Regions from separate parts of the Homo sapiens genome. Here region 2 is linked to region 1. The links are chromatin loops, found by intact Hi-C in ENCODE. Cell type or tissue: dorsolateral prefrontal cortex. All regions are shown on one strand. Each heading gives the region's core, and the rest is flanking DNA. Links, peaks and the distances in the headings are about the cores only.

Region 1 (15,565 bases), core at 2,780-10,779:
AACCTCCCAAATGAAAGGATTCAGGGAGAAGTTGGCATAATGCTCTAGAATATTGTTAAGTAGCAGAGGGACATGGTCCTTGCTGGGCAATAAAAAGATAAGTTTGGCAGGCAGCATGTTTTGGATGAATGGCATAGAAGCTGCCAATGGGAGGAAGCCCTCAGTGGGGCAAGTGTGTGAGCCAGGGAGGGGTTCAGTCCACAGGAGAGGAAAGGACACGGTGGGGAAATTCTGGAACTTACCGATCAGATTTTTAGAAGAAAATAGGGACAAGAAAGAAACACATTAATTTTCGAGTCTGGGTGAAACTTTTTAGCAGAAAGAGTGAGGCAGGAAGCTACTGCTAGTGAGAAGGAAGATATTGGGTTTAGTTGGAGGCAGGTCAGATTTTAGATACTCGCCGGGACTACATTTGAAAATGTCTCTAGGCAACTGATTATGCTGGAGGGTAGCTCCATAGAGCTCTCAGTTCCAAAGGGTCCTTCTTAGAAGCAAGAATTGGAATTTGGGAGCTATGTGCAGAGACGAAAGGGACAGCTTAGGTGAACAAGACAGATGGGAGAGATCAAAGAACATAGAAGAGCACCCTTGGGACATGTCAATAAAAGAGAAGAGAAGATGGAGACAGAGAGTGGGGAAGAGGCAGAAGAGTGGCATCTCACAGCAAGAGAGGTCATAGGACCCAGGGAAGATGGTACCCAGGTTCACCTGATTTTGGGAGCCAGAAAATAGTTACGACATCAAAGAAGAAAATTTCTGGAGAAGGGCAAGGATGTGAGATATGGACCAAATGTTAGAGATCACTGAGAAACATGAAAGTAAATACAAGACACTCAGAATTGTCTGACTTAGAAAGTACACATTTCTAACTTCACTACACCTAGCTAGAGCCCCATCCACGAACTGCCTAAGAACTTCCTTCTCCTGGAAGTTCTACTTCTTCATCTTTTAGTATCCGTCTTCTTTACATTTCTCAACTCTATTGCCAGTCTACAAAAGAGAACTTGAGCTGGGGCTTTATCCAACTTTGGGCCAGAAAAGATGAGAGTTGATGCACTGTTGGTATGGAGACAACAGAAATAAGTGTGAACCTCCAAGGGTGTTGGATGGAGGCACTTAGTCCAGCTGCCCTTCAGGCTTCCTCCAGGGAGAGTGATGAGTTTTAGTGACCTCCCATGCTGTGTGGGTATACGGGGTGTATATGGGGTGAGGGGTAGGAGATAGGGAACGAGAACCCAGACCATTGTCTGGGGCTGTAGGATAGCTAGTCCCTCCAGAGTGACCTGCCACAATTGTGGTACCTGGGACATAGACAGGGCCAACAAAGCAGGTCTAGGGGCCCCTGGAGCTGGACTTGGGTGGGCTCCCTCTCCCTCTACTTTGTCCAAAACTTGTGGTAGCAAATGTTGGAGTGGAGAACTGGTTCAGAGACAGGGAGAGACTTAACTTTGCTATAAAAAGTTCCCAGTCTGGGGGACAAAAGGGGAACAGAGGAGGAGACTCAAGTACCCCCTACCTACAAGAAGTCACCTTCTGGGAGAGAGAAGAATGTAGAAGAGGACAGGGTCCCATTAAAGCCCCAGGAACAATTAAGGCAGTGTTCCATGAAACCAACAGAAGACAAAACCTAGGACACCTGCCAAGGAGAAGGGAGGAGCCACTGGCCACCAAGAACAGGTGTGTAAGGGAGACAGCAAGTGCTCTCAGTGGAGAGCGGTGCTCCTGCAGGCCAAAATCTAGAGGTGGTGAAGTCCAAGGTAGCCTATGTTGGGAGGATGGGAATGAGGCCAGCTGGCCTTGGGAGAGTGGTCTGAGAGGGTCCCCAGGGAGAGAGGGAGGAAAGGAGAAGGAAGTAAAAGGCTAACTGTGTGGCACTGACTGGGGCAGGCTGAGGGCAACAGCCTTCTCTTCCTCCTCAGCCATACTCGGTGGTTGGTTTGACTTTTGCATCAAAATCCAGCTGATTTGTCTGTGGCAGGAGGACAGTGCTCTAGAGGAACCCGCACATTTAGGGGCTGTCAATCATTTGCTTTATTTTCTCCTGTGGTGGCTCAGGGTGGGACATCTCCTCCAGCCCATGGCATGCTGTCTTCATGACTTGACTCTGATTATCCTCTTTCTCCCCAGGCTTTGGCCTTCACCACCTGTTTTATGTAAGTGACTGCTGAGGCCTGAGGCCTGGCAAGGGTCCACACAGTAGGGGGACTCACCATGGTTGCTAGCTCAGCATTCCAGGAGCCACCCCCCACCGTCAGAGGACAGGTATGGTCGGCTCTTCCCCTGTCAAATGCACCCAGGCCTATCATACACTTTGCCTGGGCCTTGCATATGTGGGTGAAGGGTAAATGAGATGAAAACCCAGCCTACGCACCCCTCACCGGCAGCGCTGCATCCTCGCAGAAGAAAAGGCACCTTTGTCTAATCGGTCGAAGGTGCCAGGCGGACTCACTGCAGCCCTGGCTCCTCCCCTTCCCAAGCCCGAGCAGGAAGAAAGAATTTGTCAGGGCACCCCACTCCCCAGAGGTTCCCCAGCTGGGTCCTCCTCTCTTCCCTCTGTGCTCCCACAGGCTTAGCTGGTCCTTGTCAGAGGACAGCTGCGTTTTGGTCTCTTGGAGCAATGCTTCTCCCACCTTAGCGTGCCTCAGAGTGATATGGGGAACTTGCGAAAACACACATTCCTGGGGCCCAACCCCAGAATGTCTGATTCAATGGGCCTTAGGGTAGGCCCATTTGCTTTTTTTAACATGTTCCCAGATGATACCGATGGTGCTGGTCCAGGGATCCCAGGTAGAGAACGCTATCTTAGTTACACTCCCTGGCACAGCGAGAGGTTGAATCCTCCTCAGGCGCAGCCTCAGGGCTCTGCGCAGACTCAGTGTTCAATCAACACATATCGATTTTACCAAATGGAAGCAGTGAAGGGTGGATTGTTGATTGACTCTGGGATCCCATGAACAACTGGCTCCTTTACGTCCAGGCCTATTAAGTTAATAGGAAACTCAAGGGCGCAGGCAGCGTAGATGTGGAGGGGAGGCAAGGCTTGACATCTACAGCACTGAACTCCAGAGAATCTCCTTTCAAACTGCCAGAAATCATAAACATGATAATAGCAGCAACCACTTATTAATCCCCTGCCCTGTGCCAGGCCCTGTGCTGAGCTCTTCTTTGTGCAACCAACACAACAGGGCTACCAAGTCGGGACTGTGTGAATCCCTATTTTACACATAAAGACTCCAACAGACAAGCAGATCTCAACCCAATGCCTCATGAAGCACCAGGCATCAGGCCATATTCATTTGTCTTCAGAGCCTGCAAGCTTCATCATCACACTGAGCACACTGAGCCCTCTCCAGAGAGACAGAGAAACTTGGAGGTCGGAAGTAGCTACGCTTTAGAGAATGGCAGTATCTGCCTAGGAAGAGAATTGAGTCAGTGGAATAAACAGTCTGATTCCTAAACTGTGGTGTAGCACTGACCAGGTGCATGAACTTGGGCCTCCTTCAGCACCTTTGCCCTCTGAACTGTGAAATGGGAATAATAATTCCTAACTGTTGGGATGTTGTTGGATTAAATGAGAACATAAACCGAAATGCCTGATACAGTACCTGACCCTTAGGAGTGGTCCAATAAGGACCCCCTTAAAGCAGGCTCCTTTCTCTTCCTGTAAATATTTTGGAGTGACAACTCAGAGCCAAATTTAGCAATTTTTCCTGACAACCTTGGGGCTGGGGAGGAGGAGAGGATGGAGAGGCAGATACGGCAACCTACCATGCTGCAGGGCAAACAAGTTGCTGCAGTCCAAACAAGTCCTAGATCAGCAGAAGCAGGCAAGAACCTGGCTTTATAAGAACTCACAGGCCCCACAATCACATGCCAAATCCACTCAGAGGACCCAGTGTCAGGAACCGTGTCAGTGGAAAGGGGTGGGGTGGCTGTCCCTGAAATCCCTATTCAGGGAGTGGCCATGTCTCCTTTGCACACCCAAGGACAGAAGCTGTACCTAGAAGAGGCCACACTAAGCTCAGCAACTCAATTTGCTAAGGACCTCACCCTCCAGAATCCTGTAGCCTGGGTCTCCTTAGACCACCCAGAGGAAAAGGACTTGGGAGGCCCCATGTAGCCTAACAGGCAAGCCAACACAGTAGAGGCTGGTGGGAGACGCTGCTAGGTCTAGAATCACAGTCTAGCACTCACTAGCAATAACCTTCACTTCTGTGAAGGAACAGCAAAAATGGTACCTAACTTCAAGATTGCTGTAGGATGCACATTGAGCCTTTAGCAGAAGTGCTTATCACAGAGCAAGCTCTTATAAAATTAGCTCCTATTATCCTTGTTATCCTTGTTGTTATTGTTGTGTCCACACCTGTGAGGACATAGATAAGATTAAAAAATAACTGAGTCTTAGTTTTCTCACTTATACAATGAATATGTTAATAGAACATATCCCCATAACATTGTCACAACATTTAAATAATGTATGTCAAGCACCTAGCACACAGTAAGCACTCAATAAATGTTAAACATGATTTCTAGCTGGAGGCACAGATGACACCACAGTTAGGATGATCAGCTGTTCTGATTTGCCAGGGACTTTCCAGTTTTAGCCCTGAAAAGTTCCATGTCCTGGAAACCCCTCAGTCCCAGGCAAACCAGAACAGTTGGTCACCCTGCAACAGCCCAGCTGGCTGGGGCCTTCCCTGCTCCCCCAGGCAGTGCAGGGAACATTTCTGGCCCACATCAACTTGCCCCTGGAAGCTAAGCCAGGCACTGGGCTGCCCTCAGGGTATACGTGGCCCCAGGATTCCAGAGCCAGTGTTCTCAGGACGAAGTGTTCCAGCAAGGCTCAGAGAAGCTCAGAGACAGAATCCACGCCCACATCCAGGATCCTGGAATGAGAGCTCCTCGACAGGACGCAGACAGGCAGAGCCCAGGGAAAATGGAAATTGTCTCTGAGGGTCCTGCTGGACTCAGAGAAGGGAGAGAACCGTGTTCCCCCACGATGAATAATGCAGGGAGAGGAAGCAAGGGGCAGAGTAGTTGCCATTGGGCCCCCAGTTCCTCACCAGCCAGGCTGCTGCTGAGCAGGAAGCCTCCCGGCTGAGCCTGGGAAGCAGTTATCACTGGTGGGTGATTAAGTTACTAATCCTTCAGAGAGAAGACATTTAGAGGCCCATATTAAAGCAGTGCGAAGCAAAATCACATTCCGTTTCAATTTAGTTTAGCAATTCCCATGATTTAGTTAAATGAAAAGCAATTGTTCCAATTAATAGTATTGAATGTTATTCATCAAAAGTGTCAAAACAGCTCTGTGGCTGCATTAGTAACCCATTCTCTTGTCAGAGATATGGATAATTCCCCAGGACAGAATGGGGAAATGGTAGGGTTCGGGGGTTTTGGTGAAAGGTCAAAGTCAGAGGGAGTATTTACATGCACATGTGTAGGCTCATGTACATGCAACCTGTGTGCATGGATAGGTGCATATGTGAGCACATGTATCTTATATGCATACAGATCCAAACTGTACCCAAGTGTATATATTTGTATGAAGTTAAAGTGCATATGCCAATGTGCCTGAGTAGCTGTGCACAGGTGTGTGTGTGTGTGTGTGCACCTGTGTGTTCCTGGTGCACATATACAAGTATGTATATGTGCACATGTATGTATATGTGCAAATATGTGTAAGTGCCTTGTGTGCCTATACGTACATGTGTGCATATGTGAATTTATGTCCATGCACATGCACGTATTTAGATAGTTATACATTCGGGTATGGTGGTATGTGTACACAAATTATCCTGAAGACATGTTGCTATCCAAGGGGATGCAATGTGAGCATACACAGGTATGCATATTTTGGGGTGCCTTCATACATATTGTAAATATATCTGTATGTATCAGGGCAAGAGGTGTAGGGAGTTTGCTGCCTCGATGGATTAAGAGCTGAGCCATCAATTTCCATCCTTATGTCATAGTGAGTGATTTGGCTTGTCACTGGGACATTGCCATTCAAATTTAGCTCTTATGATCCAGAAACTTTTTCTGTCATGTGAACTGCTGCATTCTCAGGACCCAAAAGAGAGCCTGGCACAGAGGAAGTTTCAATGACATATACTGATAGAATAGATTAATGGATGGATGGAAAATAGATGGATTGATAAATGGATGAATGGGGAAGGATGGGCAGATGGATGGAAAAGGATGGAGGGATACATGGCAGGGTAGATAAATGAGTAGCTGGGTAGGTGGGTGGCTGGGTGGGTGAGTTGATGGAAGGATGGATGGATGAGGGGCTAGATGGATGGAGGGGATGGATGGATGGGAGAATGGCTGAATAGAATAAATGGTTTGCCATAGGTCACTGGGTCTATCAGGCCTCCCAGTAGTGGGTGCATCCCAGTCTTTTTCCCTCAGGGTAAATCCTAAGCTTCTCTGGCTTTCAGACAGCTCAGCTGAACCTCAGACAGCTTCATCCGGGGCAGGCAGCAGGCTCAGAGGGCTCACAAGCTGCCAGAATCAACCAAGGCAAAATACTGCAGAGTCAAGAGCAGGAAGGGCAGGGACTGCTTTGGAGTAGCTGACAAATCTCAGCTTTGCTAGGCTAACAGGAAGCTGGCCTGGCCAGGCAGGCCCAGGAGGATACAAACCAAAAAGGCCCCTTCAGGGGCTTGTATACCCCAAGCCAGGGTTCCTGCATCTGGCTTTTGTGCTGGGGCTGCAGCTGCCAGCTCCTGACCCTATCCCCAGGCCTGTCCTTCTCTGTCACTGTTCTTCCTGCTCCTTGCATCTTCCACAGCAGGGGGAAGCCACGTGCCCATCCCCATCCAGACGCAGATGCGGCTCATCACAGTTCCATCACCCCAGACTAGGATGATACAGGGAATCTACGGATAGCTTCCCATCACTGCTGTCCTTGCTTCCCAGACTCCCCTGGGTGTTGGTTCTCTCTGGAGCTGACCAGACCCTGGAGGGGGCCCCAAGACCCCAAGCGGGTCAGTTTTTGTGGCTGTCAGTCCTCCCACCATCCTTTTGAGCATTGACAGGGTTTTGCCTGGCCCACCTGCTGTCGGGGCCTGCCCCCTAGTGGCTGACTCTGCCCCATACACTGCCCTACCCCAGGGCACCAGCTCTGAGCCTGGTGGCCCCCTCAGCCAGCCTCAGCCAAGAAAGGAGCGCTGAGTCTTTGCAAAAGCTCCACCATGGCCCCATTTCTCCCTTTTCAGCCATGGACACGGTGGGGCCAGATCTCTCCACACGCACACAGTACTGGCTTCCCTGAGTCTGCATTGCCCCCAGTCTGTCTGCAAGTGTCCATCCATCCGGATGGTGATTAAGCACGAACAGGAAGAGTTAGGATGTGATCCCTGAACCCAGGAGGCTCATAAAGACAATAGCTGGGACAATAGCAAGAGGCACTGGGCGTCCTGTCTATTTTGGGGAGGCCCCAAGCATGGCTGGCCAAAACCAAGGGCATCCTGAGGCTCATTAATCTGTGTGGGAGTTATGAAGACAGGATAGAGGGTCCAGGAGGCCTTCCGCCAGTCGTTTCCTCCCAGCCCACCGGCTCTGCTCCATACTCCACACGCGGAGCCCCTGGCCCCAGCCTCCAGAGACCCAGCCTTGCCAGCTCTCTGCGGTAGACCCAGCTCCCTTCCTCTCCTTTCAAAGACTTGTACTGAGAGATTAGAGGCCCTGGCCTTTCTGGGATCCACTCTTTGTTTTCTCCCTGAGGGAGGCAAAGGAAGAAGTAAAACACTATCAGCCTCATCCAGGCTGAGGCAATGGAGAAACTGCCTTGAAATATCCTTCTGGTGCTCTGTTCCCACGGCCTGGCCTCCTTGGAGCCCAGGAGTAGCAAAAGGTTAATTGCTAGGGTGTTGGGCCCAAGCAGTCGGCTGGAGGAGCCAGAAAGCCAACTGTTAAATATGCAGTTGTTACATATGCCTCTCTCCTTTCCCTTCTCCCTCTATCCTTCTCTCCCAATCACTAAACGGTTGCTAGCTTGAAATCAGACATGATGTAAGCAAATGCCTCTCTCTCTTCCCTTCTCCCTCTATCCTTCTCTCCCAATTGCTAAACAGTTGCTAGCTTGAAATCAGACATAGTGTAAGTATTTACACCACAGAAACTGGCAAACACTGTAAAACAAACCAGTACCATCAAGGCAGTCGTGAAGCCCCACTTTCCTGGTCCCAGGATGAAAGTCAGACACCCAATTGACTTGGTTGGAAACCATCACTTGTGACAGTTTTAGGGCCACAGAGGCTGGAGTACACACCAGCATATTGTTCCCAGCACCCTAACCTTATTCCACCTGCCCTTGCAGTCTCTGACCCTGGATGGTACTAGGACATGAGATCAGTCTGAAGAGTCAGGAGACCTGGATTCTACCGCAGATGCTGCCCCTGTCACTTTACCTCACTGATTCTTTATTTTTCAACAGGAAAATGGAGCAGTAATAACCCACTGTAGGACTCAAACTTCATTGGGTTGTTGTGAGAATTGAATAGACTATTGCACGTGAAGCACTTAGCACATTGAGAGTATTGTGGGACCTGGTTGATAGTAACTATTCGATAAAAGTCAGCTGTTGTCACCATTATTGTTATTAACATTACTTTCCTCATGAGTGTTTTAAGGCTAAAATAAAATAATAGCTATAAAAACATCTGCATGATTTTTTGTCTTTAAAATGTTTCCAGTAATGTAAACCAAAAGTGGCCTGGATGTCTCCTTCAACTTTTCCTATGCCCAGGTTCATCTAAGCACAATGCTTGGCCAATGAATGGCAGGTGACCAACCATACAGCTTAGACATTTTAGGAACTATGACATTTCTAACACGATAAAGGAGTCCTGGTCCTTTGCTTGTTCACCTAGGGTATATATCTTATTGTAAATTGTTGCGAACCTAATTTTTGGAGCTGAGGTGTGGTATCTACTCAAATCCTCAGAGAAACGATGGCTTTACCAGCACCTTCTCTGGAGTCATGTCAAAAGCGAACCACAAGGTCAGAAAAGCTGAGTCATGTTTTCCCCAGGAAAGACCACCTCTGACCCTTGGGTGAATGGAGCATCTCATCATTGCTCTTCAACCATGCAGAAACACCTCATGCAAGTTCAGAGGCACCAAAGACTATCACCAGCTCTGTCCTTGTCTCATATCTGCTCCAGCAGACCCTGTGTTTGGGGGACCCAGCAGGGTAGAGGGTGGTGAGCTAAGGAGAAGAGATTAAATAATGCAAGAGATTCTCCTGGGTTCAAACCCATGTTTGTGCAGCCGTGAGCAAATGCTTTCATTTCGTTGAGCCTCAGTTTTCTTATCTGTAATATAAGGATAATTATTCTGACCTCAAAATGCTATAGAGTAAGTCCATGTGGCAATGTAGATGAGAAATCCTGGTACACAATTACTACTCAGAAGCTGCTTGTTTTCAGTCTACCTTATCACTATGCAGAGTTTTTTGTGTAAGGGCCCAAAAATAATGGTACTAGCTACAGTTATTTACTGCTTATTGCCCCAGCAGAGGCCTGGTCCCAAGGCGGCAAAAGTTCACCTCTCAGCTACTCATTTAGGCCTATTGCTGTGGTACACATAGGACCTTTATTTTAGGGATCATTCATAAATCCAGCTTTCCAGCAGGGTAACAGATAGGTAACATTAGCTAACAGTAGCTGATCCACACAAGAACAAGATGCTTTGAACAAGAAGACGAAGACTCCAAAACCTCAAATCTTTGGACAAGACCAAAATCATAAAAAGCTTTACATCATCAGTACTTGAGGAGAAAGAGACCAATTGAAGCCCCAATTCCTCCCAGATTTATGTATCTGTTTGAACATGTGTGCATGTAGGCCTGTGACCTGTGTGTATACACATGTATGTGCATGGGCACAGTTATAAATGCAAGTTTGCACCTGTGGCTTCTTATGAAAGTACATGTTCTGTGTACTTCCTGGGCATGTGTATATACAAGGGAACAGGTACATGTACATGTGTGTACACATGCATGTGCATTTTTATGTGTAGACCTGAGTGTTTGTGTATCTGTGCTGGTGCATGCAAGTGTGGGGTTACATTTACAAATGAGTGAAATGGTAGCTGCGTGTTCCTATGTGTGCCTCTCTGGCTGCAGACAATGTACAGATGGCTGCAGGCGAATGAATGTGTCAGTGTGTACATATGCACGTGGGTGCATTTTTAAGAACAGATAGTACAAATAAACAGCATAAACAAGATGGTTGGGAGGAGGTGGGGTTTTAAATACTTAGGAAGACAAACAACCCCATAAGGACTTTGGAAGCACTCATTATGTACAAATAATGTATATGCTAATTACAAATTACTCTTTTCTGCTCATTAAAGCAGAACTGCTGCACTTTATTAGTTCAGTTCTGGTTACTCTACACACTTGAAAGTAATAAAAATGACTCTGGGGTCAGGAAGACACATGCATAGGGCAAAGGGAGCCACTCAGGCAATGTGAATGGTCACTCAGGCCAGGGGCCAGGGCATTGAGGACTCCTCCCTGTCCCTCCCACTGCCATGTTCAGTCGGTCACCAAATTCAGTCAAACCTACCTCCTTTCCTTCATCTCCAGTAACACTGAGCTGATTCAGGCCCCATACCTCTTCCCTGACACCTCCTGGACAGCTGCACACACTGCCTCCCACTAGTCTCCCTAGCTTAAGTCTCCCCGCTTCCAGTTTATCCCCCAAGATGCTACTGGCAAATCCACTCACTTAAAATCGCCCTCTGCTTTCCCATCACCACTGGATAAAGCTCCAACCCCATAGCTTGTCCAACCATGACCCGGCTCCTAAACACCTCTGTGGCCTCATCTCCCTGCACTTCACAACCGACAACATTCAGTGACTCCCAGACAGTTTCCTGAGTCCCTCCTTCCTGTGGTTGAGACTTCTGGGTCTGGGCACACATTTTTCCCCAATCCCTAAAGTCCTCTCTTTACTATTCCTGCTCCACTGGCTGGATTGCAAGGTGGGCTCCTATTTCATATGGCAAAACTCTGCTCTGGGAAACCATCCCCTAGTGTGTCTACCATATCACTAATTCCTCCACTTGCCTTACTCTGTCCTTTGCATCCAAGCATTTTGTTTCCTTATTGCCTATCTTCCTCCCCCACTAGACTGCAAGCAGGGGTCTTGCTTTATTGACTGCTAATTGCATGCCCAGCACCTACAACAGTTGCTAGCATACAACAGACATTCAACAAATATGTGCTGAATGAAAAATTAATTAAAATCTGTATTATACTGCTCTTCATATCATCACTGTAACTGTTATAATCTGCTTCACCCCTTGCAATTAGGGTTTTAAAATTATTACTAAACACTGGCTTGAGCTCCCCTGCACCTCTTCACCCTAGGACCTCGGCTCTTGGATAACTCCCAGTTCTTCTGTTAGTCATCCCTGCGCTTTCCACAGGCCTGAGCAGCTAGAACTCAGGTGCGCCACCTAGAGGCTGCAAGGTAAAACAACTCAGAAACAGAAGGCACCAGAAGCAGGCTTTTCTGTGGGATGCAGGGAGCAGTCACTGGGGTTATTTCCATCTGAGGATGAGTCAGAAGAGGTTCCCAGTCTCAGCTCAGGTGATATGTGCAGCACTAGTTTTTGTCACACATTCTAAGTCCTGATCACAAGTGCAGGCTCCTCCCACCTCAACCCTTCCTACTGTGTTCTCCCTTTGTGTGCCCCTCCTGCTCAGCAGACTTCTGCCCTACCCATTTAATTCAATCAAAGTAGTCCTCATAACCTGGAAAGTCAAAAATTTTGTTCCTTCTCTGATGCTCTATTTCTCGTATGAAACACAATTAAACACAAATTAAAACAATGATGTACCACTTCTCACTCTTCATATTTAAGTATTTGTGAGTTGCGGTGAAAATGTAAGAAAATGAAAATTCTGATAACTCTTGATGGAAGTATAAATTGATGAAAACCGTTGTAAAAAAAATGGCAAAATCTGGTAAAGATACACTGTGAGCTGAACATTTATGTTCCCCCAAAGTCATATGTTGAAATCCTCATCCCCCAAGGTGATGGTAAGAGAATGTGGAGACTTTGGAAAGTGATTAGGTCATGGAGGTGGAACCTCAGAAATGGGATTAGTGCTCTTATAAAAGAAACCCAAGACAGACCCCTTACCACTTCCACCATGTGCAGTTGGAGTGGAAAGAAGACTGTCTATGAGAAAGTGGACCCTCACCACACCCTAAATCTGCCAGTTCCTTGATCTTGGACTTCCTAGATGCCAGAACTGTAAGAAACTTCTGCTGTTTATAAGCCACCTTTTTGTAGTATTTTGTTATAGCAGCCTGAACAGACTAAGACAGATGCTTATAGCATAATGCTCAACTATTCTCATTTTAGATCTGATACGGTTTAGATCGTGACCCACCAAGTCTCATGTGGAATTGTAGTCCCCAGTATTGGAGGTGGGCCCTGGTGGGAGACAGTTTCTCATGAATGGTTTATCACCATCCCCTTGGTGCTGTTCTCCTGATAGTGAGTTACCATGAGATCTGGTTGTTTAAAAGTGTGTAGCACCTTCCCCCTCTCTCTCTTGCTCGTGCTCCCACCATGTGAGACACCTTGCTTCCCCTCTGCCTTCTGCCATGATTGTAAGTTTCTTGAGGACTTTCCAGAAGCTGAGCAGCTGCCAGCACCATGCTTCCCGTACAGCCTGCAGAATCATGAGCCAATTAAACCTCTTTTCTTTATAAATTACCCAGTCTCAGGTATTTCTTTACAGCAATGTGAGAACAGACTATACAAGATCTAACCCTGAAAAGGAGAGAAACACATAAATATTTAAGGATCCTTGAATAAGTATGTTTATTGCAGCACTTTTTTCACAACATGGAACAACTTTGTTTAAATTCTCCATGTGTATCTTTGAGTCTCAGATTACTTTCTGAGTCATCTAAGACATTTCTTTGCCAAGGCATAGCATGCTTGCTTGTTTCTTAACCTTCTTTTTAATTGACACACAGTAACTGTGTATATTAATGGGATACAGAGTGATATTTGGATACACTATACAATATGTGGTGATTAGCAAATTCATCACCTCCAACACTTGTCATTTCTTTGTGTTGAGAACATTAAAAGCCCTCTCTTCTAGCTATTTAAAAATATACAATAAATTATTGTTAACTATAGTCACCCTACAGAGCTATGGAACAATAGAACTTATTCCTCCTATCTAGCTATATTTTTGCATCCATTAACCAACTTCCTTTTTCTTCCCTCCCCACTACCCTTCCCAACCTCCAGTAACTACAATTCTACTCTTTGCTTCTATGAGTCCAACATTTTTAGCTCCTACATATGAGTGAGAACATGTGGTATTTATCTTTCTGTGTCTGACTTATTTCATTCATCTACATTTCCAGGAATGGCAGAATTTCATTCTTTTTTTATGGCTGAATAGTATTCCATTGTGGATATGTACCACCTTTTCTTTGTTCACTCATCTGTTGATGGACACTTAGGTTGGCTCCATATCTTGGCTATTGTGAATAATGCTGCAATAAACATGGGAGTGCAGATTTCTCTTCAAGCGTTTATTATAACAGAGAAAGGCTGGATGCAACCAGGGATAGGGAAACTGATAAGGAAAGTATAGATTATAACTACAGTTTAGCATAGCAGCTCAAATGAATGAATCAGAGCTCTACGTATCAACATCGATAAATCTCAAAGGTATAATATTAATTTTTTTCAGAATTATACATGCAGTATAACTTATATGAATTTTAAATATTTAAATCATGCAAATTGTAGATATATATTTACATATGAATTTTTAAAACATAGAAAAGATATACACCAGCTTGTCAGTAGTTATCTTTGGGATAGAAAGATGTGTAAGAAAAGAATGGGGCTCTTTAACTGTATTTGTAACATTTTATTTTTCAATTAGTTAATCCAAATATGGCAAAATACTAATGTTTGTTAAATCTAAGTGGTAGATGAATGAGTGTCTGTTTTACCATTATCTGTAATTTTCTGTATACTTTAAATAGTTCATAACTAATGTATAGAGGACCACAAGACTGGAATCAAGAGACCAATTAGAAACTGGTAGCAAGAATTCAAGAAGGAGATGATGGAAATTGAGACCCAGGGGGCATCAGGAGGAGTGCGAAAGTGGACGGGGTTGAGAGTAGGGGAGATTTAGTAGATAGAATTCATATAACTTGGTGATTGTTTAGATAGAGTGGGTAAAAGAGACAGAAAAGTTGGGCAGGGTGCGGTGGTTCATGCCTGTAATCCTAGCGCTTTGGGAGGCCGAGGCAGGTGGATCACAAGGTGAGGAGTTCAAGACCAGCCTGGCCAACATGGTGAAACCCCATCTCTACTAAAGACACACAAAAAAAAAAATAGCCAGGTGTGATGGCGTGCGCCTGTAATCCCAGCTACTCAGGTGGCTGAGGCAGGACAGTTGCTTGAACCCGGGAGGCAGAGGTTGTAATGAGCCAAGATCGCACCATGCACTCCAGCCTGGGTGACAAGGTGAGACTCCGTCTCAAAAAAATAGACAGAAAAGTTAAAAATGCTATGCAAATTTCAGCCAGAGCAATTGGATGAATGCTTGGTGGTCATTGACTGAGACAGAAAAGGGAAGAGGAAGAGCCGACATCAGGCCAAATATTGATTAAATTAGGGAAATATTTGTTTTGAGATTTTAAGCAAACAAATGGACCTCTGGTTTAGTTATCAGAACAAAAACTTGAGGTTCTTAGAATGTAGTTGACAAATTAAGACAGGGACAGTGTGCAGAGTGGAAAGAAGGAAAAGAATAGAACCCTGGAACATCCCAAAATGTAAGGTCTTGGGCCAAGAGAGAAGAGCCTGCAAATGTGACTAAGAAGTGACCAGAGAGGTAAAAGGAAAACAAGGAGACTGTGGGGACCCAAGAACAAAAGAAGCGAAGGTCAAAAATGAATAAGGAGGTCAGTGCTATCAGGTGCAACTAGGCCCCAAAAGTCCCCACTGGATGTAACAATGCAGAGATCTCTGCTGACCTGAGAGTAGAAATCAAATCGTGGAGGACTAACAGGTGAGAAAGATTCACAGGCAAATGTAGACATTTGCTTTGAAGTCAGACTGCCTAGGATCAAACCTTACACTAGTATGTACCCCGGGCAAGTCACCAAATCTCTCTATACCTTAATTAGGTGTTAACTCATCTAGTATAAATTTTTCATAGGATTATTGTGAAGATTAAATAAGTTAAGCCAAGTACAATGTACTTTCAGCTACTCAAGAGACTGAGGTGAGAGGATTGCTTGAGGCCAGGAGTTCAAGGTTGTGGTATGCTACAATGAAGCCGGGAATAGCCCACTGCCCTCCAGCCTGGGCAACATAATGAAACCCTATCTCGAAAAAAAATAATTAATACTAGGCGAGTTAGCACATTCACTATATATTGTCACTGTATCCATTGACAAGAGTCAACAAATACATACCACTATTATTATGAAATATGGTTGAGATGGGGGAGAAGATAGGATAGTAGCTAGAAGAAGCCTTGAGCCAAATG
Region 2 (15,565 bases), core at 4,334-12,333, 1.7 Mb before region 1:
TCAAACATGAAAGAGAAATATTTTCCCAGACAAACAAAAGCTGAGGAATTTCATCAACACCAGGCCTGTTCTACAAGAAATGCTAAAGGCAATACTTCAGTCAGAAAGTAAAGGACAGTAATGAGCAATAAGAAATCATCTGAAGGTACAAGACTCACTGGTAATAGTAAGTACACAGAAAAACAGAATGTTATAACACTGTAACTGTAGTGTGTTATACTGCTCTTAAGTAGAAAGACTAAGAGATGAACCAGTAAAAATGATGACTACAAAAGCTTTTCAAGACATAGGCAGTACAGTAAGACATAAATCGAAACAAAAAGTTAAAAGCAGGGGGATGAAATTAAAGTGTAGAGTCTTTATTAGTTTTCTTTTTGCTTATTAGTTTATGCAAGCACTATGAAATTGCTATCAGCTTAAAATGATGGGTGATAAGATAGTATTTGCAAGCCTCATGGTAACCTCAAATCAAAAGCATACAATGCATACACAAAAAATAAAAAGCAAGAAATTAAATCATATCACCAGAGAAAATCACCTTCACTAAAATGAAGACAGAAAAAAAAGGAAAGAAGGAAGAGAAGACCACAGAACAAAAATGACAAAATAGCAGGAGTAAGCCATTACTTATCAATAACATTAAATATAAATGGACTAAATTCTCTAATCAAAAGACACAGAGTGGCTGAATGAATTAAAAAAATAAGACCCAATGATCTGTTGCCTACAAGAAACATACTTCACACACAGACTGAAAATAAAGGGATGGAAAATAATATTCCATGCCTCTTAAACCAAAAAAAGAGCAGGAGTCACTATACTTATATCACACAAAATAGACTTCAGGACAAAAACTATAAGAAGAGACAAATAAGGTCACTATATAATGATAAATGAGTTAATGCAGTAAGAGGATATAACAATTGTAAATATACATGCACCCAACATTGGAGCACTCAGATATATAAACCAAATACTATTAGACCTAAAGAGAGAGATAGACTCCAATACAATAACAGCTGGAGACTTCCACATCCCACTTTTAGCACTGGACAGATCTTCCAGACAGAAAAATCAACAAAGAAACATTGAACTTAATCTGTACAGTAGACCAAATGGACTTAATAGATATTTACAGAACATTTCATCCAGTAGCTGCAGAATATGCATTCTTTTCCTCAGCACATGGATCATTCTCAATGATATACCATATGTTAGATCACAAAACAAATCTTAAAACATTAAAAAAATTTGAAAAATATATCAAGTATCTTTTTGACCACAATGGAATAAAACTAGAAATCAATAACAAGAGGAATTTTGGAAACTATACAAACACATGGAAATTAACAATATTCTCGTGAATAACCAGTGGGTCAATGATGAAATTAAAGAGGAAATCAGAAAATTTCTTGAAACAAATGATAATGGAAACATAACATACCAAAATCTATGGGATACAGTGAAAGCAGTACCAAGAGGGAAATTTATAGTTACAAGCACCTACATCAAAAAAGAAGAAAAATTTCAAATAAACAATTTAATGATACATCTTAAAGAACTGGAAAAGCAAAAGCAAACCAAACCCAAAATTAGTAGAAGAAAGGAAATATTAACAATCAGAACAGAAATAAATGAAATTGAAACAAACAAAAAACAATACAAAAGATCAACAAAACAAAGTTTTTTTGAAAGATAAACAAAATTGACAAACCTTTAGACAGACAATTGAAGAATAAAAGAGAGAAGACAAAGAAATAAAATCAGAGATGAGAAAGGAAATACTACAACTGATACTGCAGAAATTCAAAGGATAATTAATGGCTAGTATGAGCAAATATATGCTAATAAGTTAGAAAATCTAGAAGAAATGGATAAATTTCTAGATACATACAACCTACCAAGATTGAATCATGAGGATCCAAAACCTGGCCAGGCACGGTGGCTCATGCCTGTAATCCCAGCATTTTGGGAGGCCAAGGTGGGCGGATCATGAGGTCAGGAGATTGAGACCATCCTGGCTAACACGGTGAAACCCCATCTCTACTAAAAATGCAAAAAATTTGCTGGGTGTGGTGGCGGGCACCTGTAGTCCCAGCTACTCAGGAGGCTGAGGAAGGAGAATGGCGTGAACCTGGGAGGGGGAGCTTGCAGTGAGCTGAGATCATGCCACTGTACTCCAGCCTGGGTGACAGAGCGAGACTCTGTCTCAAAACAAAAACAAAAACAAAAAACAAAAAACAAAACCTGAATGGACAAGTAATGAGTAATGAAATAGAAGCTGTAGTAAAAAGTCTCCCAGCACAGAAAATCCTGGGACCAGATGGCTTCACTGCTAAATTCTACAAAACATTTAAAGAAGAACTAATACCAATCCTACTCAAACTCTTCCAAAAAATAGAGGAGGGAGGAATACTTCCAAACTTATTCTATGTGGCCAGAATTACCCTGATAGCAAAACCAGACAAAGACACATCAAAACAAACAAACAAACAACAACAACAAAAAACAAAAACTACAGGCCAATATCCCTGATGAATTTTAATGCAAAAATCCTCAACAAAATACTAGCAACCAAAATTGAACAACACATTAAAAAGATCATTCCTTATGACTAAGTAGGATTTATCCCAGTGATGCAAAGATGGTTGAACATATGCAAATAAATCAATGTGGTACATCATGTCACAGAATGAAGGACAAAAATCATAAGATCATTTCAATTGATGCTGAAAAAGCATTTGATAAAATTCAACAGCCCTTCATGATAAAAACCCTCAAAAAACCTGGGTATAGAAGGACATACCTCAACATAATAAAACCCATATACAACAGACCCATAGCTAGTACCATACTGAATGGGGAAAAACTGAAAGCTTTTCCTCTAGGATCTGAAGCACTACAAGGATGGCCACTTTCATCACTGTTATTCAACATAGTACTGGAAATCCTATCTAGAACAATCAGACAGGAGAAAGAAATAAAGGGCATCGAAATTGGAAAGAAAGAATTCAGATTATCTTTGTTTTCAGATTATATAATCTTTATATTTGAAAAAATCCAATGACTCCACCAAAAAATTATTAGAACTGATAAACAAATTCAATAAGGCTGCAGGATACAAAAACAACATACCAAAGTCAGTACCATTTCTATTTGCCAACAGCGAACAACCTGAAAAAGAATTCAAGAAATTAATCCCATTTACAATTGCCACGAATAAAATAAAATACCTGGGAATTAACTTAACCAAAGAGGTGAAAGATCTCTACAATTAAAATGATAAAACAGTGGTGAAAGAAACTGAAGAGGACACAAGGAAATGGAAAGATATTTCATATTCATGGATTAGAAGAATCAATATTGTTAAAATGTCCTTACTACCCAAAGGAATCTACAGATTCAATGCAATCCCTATCAAAACACCAATGACATTCTTCACAGAAATAGAATAAACAATCCTAAAATTTATATGGAACCACAAAAGACCCAGAATAGCCAAAGCGATCCTGAGCGAAAAGAACAAAACTGGAAGAATCACATTACCTGCCTTCAAATTATATTACATAGCTATAGGAACCAAAACAGCATAGTACTGGCATAAAAACAGACACATGCACTAGTAGAGCAGAATAGAGAACTCCCGAATGAATCCATATATCTAGGGTGAACTCATTTTTGGCAAAGGTACCAATAACATACATTGGGGAAAGGACATTCTCTTCAATAAATGGTGCTGGGAAAAGTGGATATCCACATGCAGGAGAATGATACTAGACTCCTATCTTTCACCACATAGAAAAATCAAATCCAAATTGATTAAAGACTTAAATGTAAGACCTCAAACTATGAAACCACAAAAAGAAAACACTGAGGAAACCCTCCAGGACATTGGAGAGGTAAAGGATTTCTTGAGTAATAATAACCCACAAGCACAGGCAACTAAAGCAAAAATGGACAAATGGGATCACACCAAGTTAAAAAAAACTTCTACACAGCAAAGGAAACAATCAACAAGTGAAGAGAAACCCACAGAATCACAGAATCATAGAATCCCATAGAATCATAGACAACCCATAGAATCATAGAATCACAGAATGAAGGACAAAAATCATAAGATCATTTCAATTGATGCTGAAAAACCATTTGATAAAATTCAACAGCCTTCATGATAAAAAAAACCCTCAAAAAACCTCCCATAGAATGGGAGAAAATATTGGCAAACTACCCATCTGACAAGGGACTAATAACAGAATATATAAGGAGCTCAAATAACTCTATAGGAAAAAACCTAATAATTCTATTAAAAATGGGCAAAATATCTGAATAGACATTTCCCAAATGAAGACATATAAATAGCACACAGGTATATGAAAAGGTGCTCAAAGTCATTGATCATTAGAGAAATGCCAATCAAAACTACAATGAGTTATCATGTCACCCCAGTTAAAATGGCTTTTATCCCAAAGACAGGGAATAACAAATGCTGGTGAGGATGTGGAGAAAAGGGAACTCTTGTACACTGCTGGTGGGAATGTTAATTAGTACAACCACTATGGAGAACAAGTTGGAGGTTCCTCAAAAAACTAAAAATAGAGCTACCGTACAATCCAGCAATCCCACTGCTGGGTATATACCCAAAACAAAGGAAATCAGTATATCAAAGAGATATTTGCACTCTCATGTTTACTGCAGCACTATTCACAATAGTCAAGATTTGGAAGCAATCCATCAACAGATGAGTGGATAAAGAAAATGTGGTGCATATACACAATGGAATACTATTCAGTCATAAAAAGAATGGTATCCTGTCATTTGCAACAACATGGTTGGAACTGGAAGTCATTATGTTAAGTGAAATAAGCTAGGCACAGAAAGACAAACTTCGGGCTAGGTGCGGTGGCTCATGCCTGTAATCCCAGCACTTTGGAAGGCCGAGGCTTCCAAAGTGGATCATTTGGATCATTTGAGGTTAAGAGTTCAAGACCAGCCTGGGCAACATGGTGAAACCCCATCTCTACTAAAAATAAAAAAAAACTAGTTGGGTTCAGGAGCGCGTGCCTGTAATCCCAGCTACTCTGGAGGCTGAGGCAGGAGAACCGCTGAAGCCTGGGAGGCGGAGGTTGCAGTGAGCCAAGATTATGCCATTGTACTCCAGCCTGGCAACACAGTGAGAGACTCTGCTGCAAAAAAAAAAAAAAAAAAAAAAAAAAAAAAGACTGCATGTTTTTGCTTATTTGTAGGAGCTAAACATTAAGATGATTGAATTCATGGAGACACAGAGTAGAAGGATGGTTAATGGGTACAAAAAATTAGGAAGAATGAATAAGACCTACTATTTGCTAGCACAACAGGGTGACTATCATAAAAAATAGTTGTACATTTAAAAATAACTAAAAGAGTAATTGGATTGTTTGTAACACAAAGGATAAACGCTTGAGGTGATGGATACTCCATTTACCCTGATCTGACGATTACACATTGTGTGCCTCTATCAAAATATCTCTGTAAGCCACAAATATTAATATATACACTTATGGCCCGGTGCAGTGGCTCACGCCTGTAATCCCAGCACTTTGAGAGGCCAAGGCAGGAGCATTACGTGAGCCCAGGAGTTCGAGACCAGCCTGCAATATAGTGAGACCTTGTCTCTACACAAAAAAACCTTAAAAAATAAGCTGGGCATGGTGGTGTGCACCTGTGGTCCCAGCTTGGGAGCTTTGGCAGGAGGATCCCTTAAGCCCAGGAGGCAGAGGTTGCAGCGAGCTGAGATTGCGCCACTGCACAACCGCCTGGGCAACAGAGTGAAACTCTGTCTCAAAACAAAAACAAAAACAAAAACAAAAACAAAAACAAAACAAAACAAAACCAAACCACTATGTACCCACAAAAATTAAAAATAAAAAAAGTGGTCTTGTAGCTACATTGTCAGGGTGTATAGCCATTACCTGCTATATTTTCTCCTTTACAATTCTCATTTAGTCTTAGTTGCATAAGTAACTATATGTTTAACGTTCATTACCAGTTTTTTAAATTTCATTTTTTGTCTTCCTAGTCATTTTGCTTGTCTGAAGCTTTTGATCTAAGACGTTTACAGGAAGAGCCCATGAGAACAATATCCTCTATTTCATGCTAATAACAATTTGCCTCTGCCCATTATACTTTCAAGTCAGTTTTGCTGGACATAAAATTATTAACATATTCTTTGTTTTTGAACATCTTAAACATGTAACATCTTTCTTTTGGTATAAAGCATTGCTCTTGAGAAGTCTGATAATAATTGATTTTTCCTTATAAGTCAATTATTTACATAGATGCTGAAGGATTCTCCCCTCACCACCCCACTTTTCTCAAAGTCTGTAATTTTATTTGAATATGTCTGATTATTCTGAGTTGATATTTTCAGGTATGCAGTATGTGCTTTCAATATGTAACTTCAATTTTTAAAAATTTCAGTAAGTTCTCTTGATTTTGTTTTTATTACTTGTCCTCTTGCTTTGGTTTTCTTCTTCAAGAACTCTTATTATTGATACGTTGGAACTTCTTTGCCTAATTTCAATATTTGCCACTTTCTCTAGACGATTTTAGAAAATAGCGTTCATTTCCTACTGATTTAAAATATTTCTTCCTTTTCACCTTTTTCTTTTAAGGCATTATCTTAAAGTTGCATCAGTTTGCTCTTATGTTCCTTCTAGTCTTCATTCCTGAAATTTTTTTTCTTAAGTTTTTAATTCTTTTCTGATTTGTGTCACCTTATTTATATGAGTTTCTAATTCTCAGTTATGTTGTTCTTTCACATTGTGCATAATTGAAATTTTAGGTCATTTTAAAATAGAAGGTTACAGTTTTGATCTCTTCCGAGATATGTCCTGCTGGCATGCCTTTTCTGTTTGTGGGAATGTCATTTTGCTCCCTATTCTCCTTTTGCTTAAATTAACTTTGCATGGGATTTGGCCTCAAGACTTTTCCATTGTTAGTTTTTATGTGGAATTAGTGTTCCCAAACTTGAAGAAAGAGATGATCAGAATGGCGTTTCCAACTTCAAGAGTACCCTCTCCTGTGGTTTTCATGTGCAAAAATGTGATGGCTTGCTTCCTGAGGTTCCTTGACTTAATTTCCTCCCTCTGCTTCTATCTGAATTTTCTCCTTTTTTTTTTTTTTTTAAGTCAGAGACTCGTTCTGTCACCCAGGTTGGAATGCAATGGCAAAATCTCAGCCCACTGCAACCTCTGCCTCCCTGGTTCAAGCGATTCTCTTGCCTTAGCCTCCCAAGTATCTGGGATTACAGGCACCTGTCACCACACCTGGCTAATTTTTGTTTTTTTTAATACAGACAGGGTTTCACCACATTGGCCACGCTGGTCTTGAACTCCTGACCTCAAGTGATCTGCCTGCCTCGGCCTCTCAAAGTGTTGAGATTACAGGCATGAGCCACCACGCCTGGCCTTCTCCTTCCTTCCTTTTGATTGTCCAGATCCTGCTCCATTTTGATTCCATGCTCAGTGCTATGTGATCCTGTCCTGGAAGGGAAGCCAAGTGGGTCAGTGTTGAGGGTTCTCAAGGCTCTACCGCTGCAGTCCCTTAGTCCTTGCTGACTCTCACCTGCTCCCGGACTGGGCGAGACCCTCCCAGCTTCTGCTGCTGTCTCCAGTTGTCCCTCCTTGCTTCCTCGTGAATACCTGCTGGCTCTTTTGGGATTCTCCTGTTCTTAAGTCCATCAGAGGGCTCCTTGTTTCCCTCTGTTGGCTGCTGGATGGGGCACCAAGGGCCAGAATCTAAACCAAGGAAGCCTCCCTGGGGGAACGTAGGGGGACCTGATGACATGTAGGTGGCTATGGGAGGGCTGTGCTTCCCCGCTTGTGTTTTGGTGTTCATGGGGATACCTTATCATCTAATTTTAAGCGAACATTGTCTGTAGGTTTTGCTTTTGCTAATCTGACCTGCTTATTTTTATTTTTTATTTTTGAGACAGAGTCTCACTCTGTTGCCCAGGCTGGAGTGCAGTGGTGCGATCTCAGCTCACTGCAACCTCCACCTCCCGGGTTCAAGGGATTCTCCTGCCTCAGCCCCCCAAGTAGCTGGGATTACAGGCGTGCATCACCATTCCCAGTTAATTTTTGTATTTTTAGTAGAGATGGAGTTTCGCCATGTTGGCGAGGCTGGTCTCAAACTCCTAACCTCAGGTGATCTGCCTGCCTCGGCCTCCCAAAGTGCTGGGATCACAGGTGTGAGCCATTGCGCCTGACCTGACCTGCTTATTTTTATGTAGAAATTTGGAGGGGTTCAAAAACTGCGCTGGCATTGCTACCAACCATCTTCCCAGCCAGTTCAGTATTTTTGATGCCAGGTGCCATACTGGGCCACAAGGAAGAGGAGATGTAATGATAAATGTGTGTAAAAGCGTGTAAAGTGTCCGGTCATCCTAAGTGTCCTGTAACCCAGCTGATCCTGCCTTCCGCTGCCCTGCAGCTAAAAGCAGGCTGCCTGAGCCAGCAGTGGCAACCCACTCAGGTCCCCTTCCACACTGTGGAAGCTTTGTTTTTTCACTCTTTGCAATAAATCTTGCTGCTGCTCACTCTTTGGGTCCACACTGCCTTTATGAGCTGTAACACTCACCGCAAAGGTCTGCAGCTTCACTCCTGAAGCCAGTGAGACCACGAACCCACCGAGAGGAACGAACAACTCCAGACGTGCCGCCTTAAGAGCTGTAACACTCACCGCGAAGGTCTGCAGCTTCTTTCCTGAGCCAGCGAGACCACGAACCCACCAGAAGGAAGAAACTCCAAACACATCCGAACATCAGAAGGAACAAACTCCGGACACGCCGCCTTTAAGAACTGTAACACTCACCGCAAGGGTCCGCGGCTTCATTCTTGAAGTCAGTGAGACCAAGAACCCACCAATTCGGGACACACAGCCACGCCTGACCCTCTTCCTCAACTGCTGCCGGCTTGACCTCTGGTCTTTGTTCCTGGCTCAGGGGATGGGGCATGCAGTAGGGCACGTCCCCACACTTGCTGTCCTGAGGCTGGGGGACCCCCTGGCCTTTATGCCCTTGTCTTGCCTGCTGGAATGTTTCTGAAGATTTCCTTGTAGAGTGGGTTTTGAAGAAGAGAAAAGAAAGACCTTTGCTCGGCGGCCCGTAAAAGAGATGGTCCGGAGAGCAAGGCCCTGCTGTGAGCATGCCCCGCCATCTGCTGGCCATTTGCTTAATTGCAGCGAGGAGGGCCGTGGGGGCTCCATGCCTTCATACTCAACCAATGACTTGGGTTAATTCCTTTTTCCCTCTAGCTGAAAACGTTGTATTTATTAAATACACCGTTAAAGTAATGATAATAAAGGCAAGCAAATAAAAAGTTTTCCCACACGGCCTCACCCTCCAGACAAGCGCATCTTTTTTTTTTTCTTTCTCTTTAATCATAAATAAAAGTGTGGGCTGGCACAGTGGCTCACACCTGTGATCCCAGCACTTTGAGAGGCTAAGGCAGGAGGAGTGCTTGAGCCCAGGAATTCAAGACCAGTGTTGGCAACAAAGTGAGACCCTGTCTCTACAAAAAAATAAAAAAAAATTAGCCAGGTGTGGTGGTGTGTTCCTGTAGTCTCAGCTACTCAGGAGGCTGAGGTGAGAGGATTACTTGAGCCACAGAGGTTGAGGCCGCAGTGAGCTGTGATTGTACCACTGCACTCTAGCCTGGGGGTCAGAGTGCGACCCTGTCTCAAAAAATGAAATAAAATAAAATAAAATAAAATGTGTATTTACTGTATGGAGACTGGGCCCCTGTGTCCTTCCCTTCTGGCTCTGGAAAAGGGGAGAAAGAGCTCAGATTCTGTAGCCCCAAAATGTTGGCTTTAAATCTCACTTCAGTCACAAGCTGGGCGAGGTGGGCTGGTTAATTCACCTCTCCGTTTATGAATCTCTGTGAATCTCTGTGTGTTAGGCAGGATAACATCTCTCCCCGCTCACCACCACCAAAAAAAAAAAAAAAAAAAAAAAAAAAAAGATGTGTGTATCCTAATGTCTGGAATGTATGATTATCCCGGATTATGCAGGTAGGCCTAACCTAATCACAGGCATCCTTAAATACAGAGAACCTCTTCTGGCTTCAGTAAGAGAGATGTGACATTGCTGGCTTCGACGCTAGAGGAAGTGACTATGAGCCAAGAAACATGGGTGGTCTCTGGAAGCTGGAGAAAGGAAGGAGATAGATTTTCCTGAGAGCTCCCAGAAGGAACACAGCCCTGCTGACACCTTGATTTTAGCCCATAGGGCCTGGGTTGGACATCTGACCTCCAGTCAGAAAATAAACTTGTGTTGTTTTAGCCACTGTGTGTGTTAATTCGTTGTTGCAGAGATAGGAAATGAGTACACTGCATTATGTGGGCAATAATAGTACCTATTTCTCTCTCTCTCTCTCTTTTTTTTTTTTTCCTGAGACAGAGTCTCGCTCTTGTTGCCCAGGCTAGAGTGAAATGGCACGATCTTGGCTCACTGCAACCTCCACCTCCCGGGTTCAAGCGATTCTCCAGCCTCAGCCTCCAGAGTAGCTGGGATTACAGGCTTCCACCACCATGGCTGGCTAATTTTTGTATTTTTAGTAGAGACGGGGTTTCACCATGTTGGCCAGGCTGGTCTCGAACTCCTGACCTCAGGTGATCCACCCACTCAGCCTCCCAAAGTTCTGGGATTACAGGTGTGAGCCACTGCACCCAGCCTAATAGTACCTATTTCACGGGGTGGTGGGGAGAATGAAACTGGAAAACTGTGGGGGGTGCTTTGTAAATTGTAAAACATTTTATAAATGTCTTAAGGTCTCCTTTAGGAGGATGTCCCTTTATTATTTTACTTATTCCAGTTATTTTCTGAGCATCTACTGTGTGCCAGGCATTGCACTAGTTGCAAGGGGTTACAGGAGTGAACATAGTCCCTTCTTTCATGGGGCTTACAGGTCACGCGGGTAGCAGGACATTAAAAGGCCATGCAAGCATATGCATCACGGAATTATAATTGTGATGTGCGCAATGAAGGGATTGTCACAGGGAGCTGTGAGAGTGTGGAGCCAGGAACCTGCCAGACCTCAGGTTTCAGGCCCCAGGCTTTGGGCAGGGTCTCCAACCTCTCCAGGTCTCATTTTCCCACCTAGGCTGGTCCGCCCTGATCATGGATAGGGTGCCAAACCAGAACTCAGGCCACAAACAGCCTCCTAGGGGCCATCAGATGGGTCTATGCTCATCCAGAAATCTGGGGCCTTACAGGGAGACTCCTGTGCTGGTACATTGGGTGTTGGGGTGTGGAGTCCTTGTTTGAGTTCAGTGAGGTCAGAGCTGCTTGGAATGATGGGCACGGGAGAAGGCAGGGCTTGGCACATGGCCCCAGACTGCGAGCCCTCAGGCCTTCATCTTTTTCTTTAACAATTTCAGAATACGGCTTACCAGGCTGGGCTGGGCTCAGGCCTGTGGCTGCAGGGAGTGAATCTGAGTCGGGGTTCAAGGCCTTGTGGCCACAGATGAGGGGACAGCAGCAGGGACACTTTATTGGGCTCTAGAATCCTCTCTCTAGTGGCAACCTGAGCTGCCCTGTGTTGTCTCCTGGGTTTTCCAGAGCTGCCTGGTAGCCCTGCCCTAGGCCTCCTGTGAAATGAACAGGATCCTTTGGAAACAGACTTCCAGGGGGCACAAGACAGTCCCTGTGCCCCAACAGACCACAGAATCTTATCCTGCTAGTGGTGCTTTTTGATGGGGACTGGAGGCTCACAATGAATTGCAGAGTTGAGACAAGCAGAGGACCCTCAAGGCCAAGCCTGGGTGCAGATCAGAGTCCCAGGGGACCCCATGCCAGTGAGAGACCAGAGACAGAGCAGGAGCTCTGCTGTTACCTGGTGGCAGATTTCGGAACTGCTGTTGGATCAGATGCCTCCTCTCTTGGGGTCTCGACTTTCAGTTCCACCCTGTTTAGCTCAGCTCATCTCAGCTCCTGACAAAGTGGACAATAGAGAGGGCCCAGAGAATAAATTTGGTAGAGATGGTGGCAAGTTTGGGCCATAGAGTCCCTTTTGCCTTTCACTATCCTAGCACTGGCCAGGTTCACCATAGTTCTGAGAATCAAGGGCAATTCCAGAAAAAGGGCTGTTATTGGGAACTGGGCAGCCACCCTGCCCTAACCCTCATCCTCCTCCAAAGAGACCACCATGGGCTTCACAGGCCTCAAGGTCAGTGCTGACGATGTCTCCTCTAGACCTGACACCCTGGAAACCTTCAGTTTACTCGGGCACCTGCAGCCCAGGTCAGGGGCCATAACACATGATGGGCATCGATGGGAAATATAGTGCTGGCTAGCTCAGATTTTCACAGGAGACTCCTCACAGGCTGGGAAACATGGGAACTGGTCCACCCTTGGATATCGACTTAAATCATTCTGGCTATTATTAAAAAGTAAAAAAACAACAGATGCTGGCGAGATTGCAGAGAAAAAGGAATGCTTTTACACTGTTAGTGGGAATGTAAATTAGTTCAACCATTGTGGAAGACAGCGTGGCAATTCCTCAAAGACCTAGAGGCAGAAATACCATTTGGCCCAGCCATCCCATTACTGGGTATATACCCAAAGGAATAGAAATCATTCTATTATAAAGAGACCATGCACACGTATGTTCATTGCAGCACTCTTCACAACAGCAAAGACATGAGGTACATATACACCAAGGAATACTATGCAGCCATAAAAAGGAACGAGATCACGTCCTTTGCAGGGACATGGATGAAGCTGGAGGCCATTATCCTCAGCAAACTAACACAGGAACAGAAAGCCAAACACCGCATGTTCTCACTTATACATGGAAGCTGAATGATGAGAACACATGGACACCTTGGGGGGAAACAACACACACTAGGGCCTATGCGATGGGGTGGGGGGAGGGAGAGCATCAGGAGGAATAGCTAATGGATACTGGGCTTAATCCTAGGTGATGGGATGATCTGTGCAACAAACCACCATGGCACTCGTTTACCTACGTAACAGGCCTGCACATCCTGCATATGTACCCCGAACTTAAAATAAAAGTTGAAAAAAAAAAAAAGAAATGTAGGCCATTCCTCCCAGTCCTCACCTATCTGTAAGAAGGTATGTGTCTGCAAGTTATATGGTGTAACTATGGAGGTGCCACTAACCCTCAGATGAGCCAGCCTGAAGGCCATGGAGTGGTCAGCTGAAATCCTGAAATTAGGAATGCAAAATGTTTATGAGACAGGTGATTTTTTTAAGAAATGAAATTTAGAACCCTTTACATGTATCTCTTAAGAAGTAGTGTCTTAGAAAAATTATAAAAGAAAACCGAAGAAAGAATAAGGCCTATAGAAAAGTGGGAAGCATTTTGGCAAATGTGTTTTAGATCCTTAACTTGGCTTCAGCTGGGGTAAATGAACTAGTGAATGAATTTGTTTTTGTATAAACTTATTAGTAATAGAAAATTATTTTTGGCCAGGTGCACTGGCTCGTGCCTGTAATCCTAGCACTTTGGGAGGTTGAGGTGGGCAGATCACTTGAGGTCAGGAGTTTGAGACCAGCCTGGCCAATAGGGTGAAATCCCATCTCTACCAAAAATACAAAAATTAGCTGGGCATGGTGGCGTGTGCCTGTAATCCCAGCTACTCAGGAGGCTGAGGCAGGAGATTCGCCAGAACCCGGGAGGTGGAGGTTGCAGTGAGCCGAGATCACGCCCCTGTATTCCAGCCTGGGTGACAGAGTGAGACTCCATCTCAAAAAAAAAAAAAAAATTTTTTTTTCTTCTCTTCTCCAGCAAAATGATGTTGACAAGTATTAAAGGGAACATGGGCACTTACCACAGGGGAACTCATATGCATGCACTTTGAGAGACTATGGACTTGGAGGATGTGGCTGTAGCAGTTTGTAGGAGTTAAAATTTGGAAACAACTCAAGTGTCATCAGCAGGGGCACAGATAAATACATCGTGGTGCATAAGGCAGATGTCAGTTGTGTGACAGCCTCCTTAGTTAAAACAAATGATCTCTGTGTATTGCCATGCAAAGAACCAAAAAACTATGTAGACTTAGAAAGCAAGTTGCAATAGCATATATACAGTCTATTATTTATACATGCAAGTTGCAATAGCGTATATACAGTCTATTTATTTATTGTAACAAAAGAGGAAAACACCATGGGGAACACACAGTGCTTTCATTTGTCAAAGAATGAATAAGTGCGTCTTTTCCTGGGTAAGTCCTGGTCACCTTTCAGCTCTCAGCTCAGTATGTTACTGCTTCAGCGCAGTAGGTGCCTGGTCAGTGGGTCTCAGAACCCAAATCTTTCCTTTACGTCTCCCGTTATAGTCGCATATTTGTGTGATTATTTGGTTAATGTCCTTCTTCCCCACAGGATTCATTTGAGCAGGGACCCTGACCACCCTCTTCACCACGGTATTGCTAGAACTTAGCCCAGTGCCTGACACACGGTACCTAGTCAGTGAATTTCTGATTTCTGTCTGTTCCCCTGACTAGGTGTAAGCTCCATGAAACGAAGGGGTGGGACAGGGGAGGGGTGCTGGTTTTCTTTCTCATGGAATCCCCCAAGGCTTAGCAATTAGGAGGGCAGGCTGTGGAGTCAGAATTCGAGAGCTCAAATCCTGACTCTGCCACTGCTAGCTGTGTGACCTTGGTCAAATAAACGTTGCATCTCCGAGCTCAATGTCTTTATTTGTAAAAAGGGTAAGGATGCCTTCCTTAGAGTGTTGTTAGAATTAAATGGTATAGCGCGTGAAAACAACGCACCAAAGTGCTTGGTATTGGGGCCTCATTTATTTGTTGAATGTCCAAGTACCCCTGTTGTGAGAAGCACCTGGGCTGGGGCCTGTCCCACTCGGAGAGGATGCTGCTTGTGTTCCACCCTCTGGGGCCCCTTAGGTCATTTCTTATATTTCCACCAGGTGGCGCTGTGGCCATTCGCGCCGGTAATGCTCAGCCGGCACAAAGCTTCAAAGTGGCTTCCAGTCTCCTTCCCAGCCAGAAGCCTGTCTGCAGGTCCCCAGGTGGCCGTCCCACTCTGCTTTAACCTCTCAGAGATGGGGTGCTCACTGTTACCAGGCTGGAGACGCTTTCGGGGCTGGTCTGAGCGTCTCTGTCCTCTGGGTTGGGGCAACTGGACCCTGCGGGACTGGGGAAGCCCAGATGGAAAGTCATGGGCTGACCAGGGTTGGAAGGGATTTAGGTGAGGCCAGCGAGGTGCTCAGGAGGCGCTCACTCTCAGTGTGCAAGGGTGGGGCTGACCTCACTGGAGGCCTCATGAGGACACCTTGTGGTTGGGCTGCCGCCAGTCCACGGCTTTAGACCTGCCTGTCCTCCACTAATCCACAATAGTGTAGGGCACCCACCATGTCCCAGGCTCCATATGAACTCACTTGTTTCTCTTAAGAACCCTAGCTAGTAAGAACTATTATTATCTGCATTTTTCAGATAAGAAAATTGACGTAGGGACAAATTAAGAAACTTGCAGGTAAAAAGTGGCAAAGCTGAGGTTTGAGCCCTGGCAGTTTGGCTCTGAGTGTCACCTCTTAGC

Evidence for each region. Peaks named below come from ENCODE experiments on the same cell type or tissue, not always from the same donor. Only the 100,000 strongest peaks of a DNase experiment are listed, where the experiment ranks them.
Region 2: it touches region 1 in a loop (6-fold over the local background); 56 of 110 quality-filtered maps call a loop at or near these places.

Annotation. Positions count from the first base shown.
Region 1 is chr20:39,260,644-39,276,208 of GRCh38, reverse strand. No RefSeq gene overlaps it. Among named protein-coding and RNA genes, the nearest start is that of LINC01734, 44 kb to the right of the region's middle. RefSeq lists an enhancer at 6,329-6,829. In dorsolateral prefrontal cortex, for the core only: CTCF peaks have their summits at 6,878 and 7,087 (motif pointing left); a DNase peak (open chromatin) is centred at 7,078; H3K27ac peaks cover 328 bases.
Region 2 is chr20:40,962,539-40,978,103 of GRCh38, reverse strand. No RefSeq gene overlaps it. Among named protein-coding and RNA genes, the nearest start is that of TOP1, 59 kb to the left of the region's middle. In dorsolateral prefrontal cortex, for the core only: CTCF peaks have their summits at 8,981 and 9,185 (motif pointing left); a DNase peak (open chromatin) is centred at 9,183; H3K4me3 peaks cover 885 bases.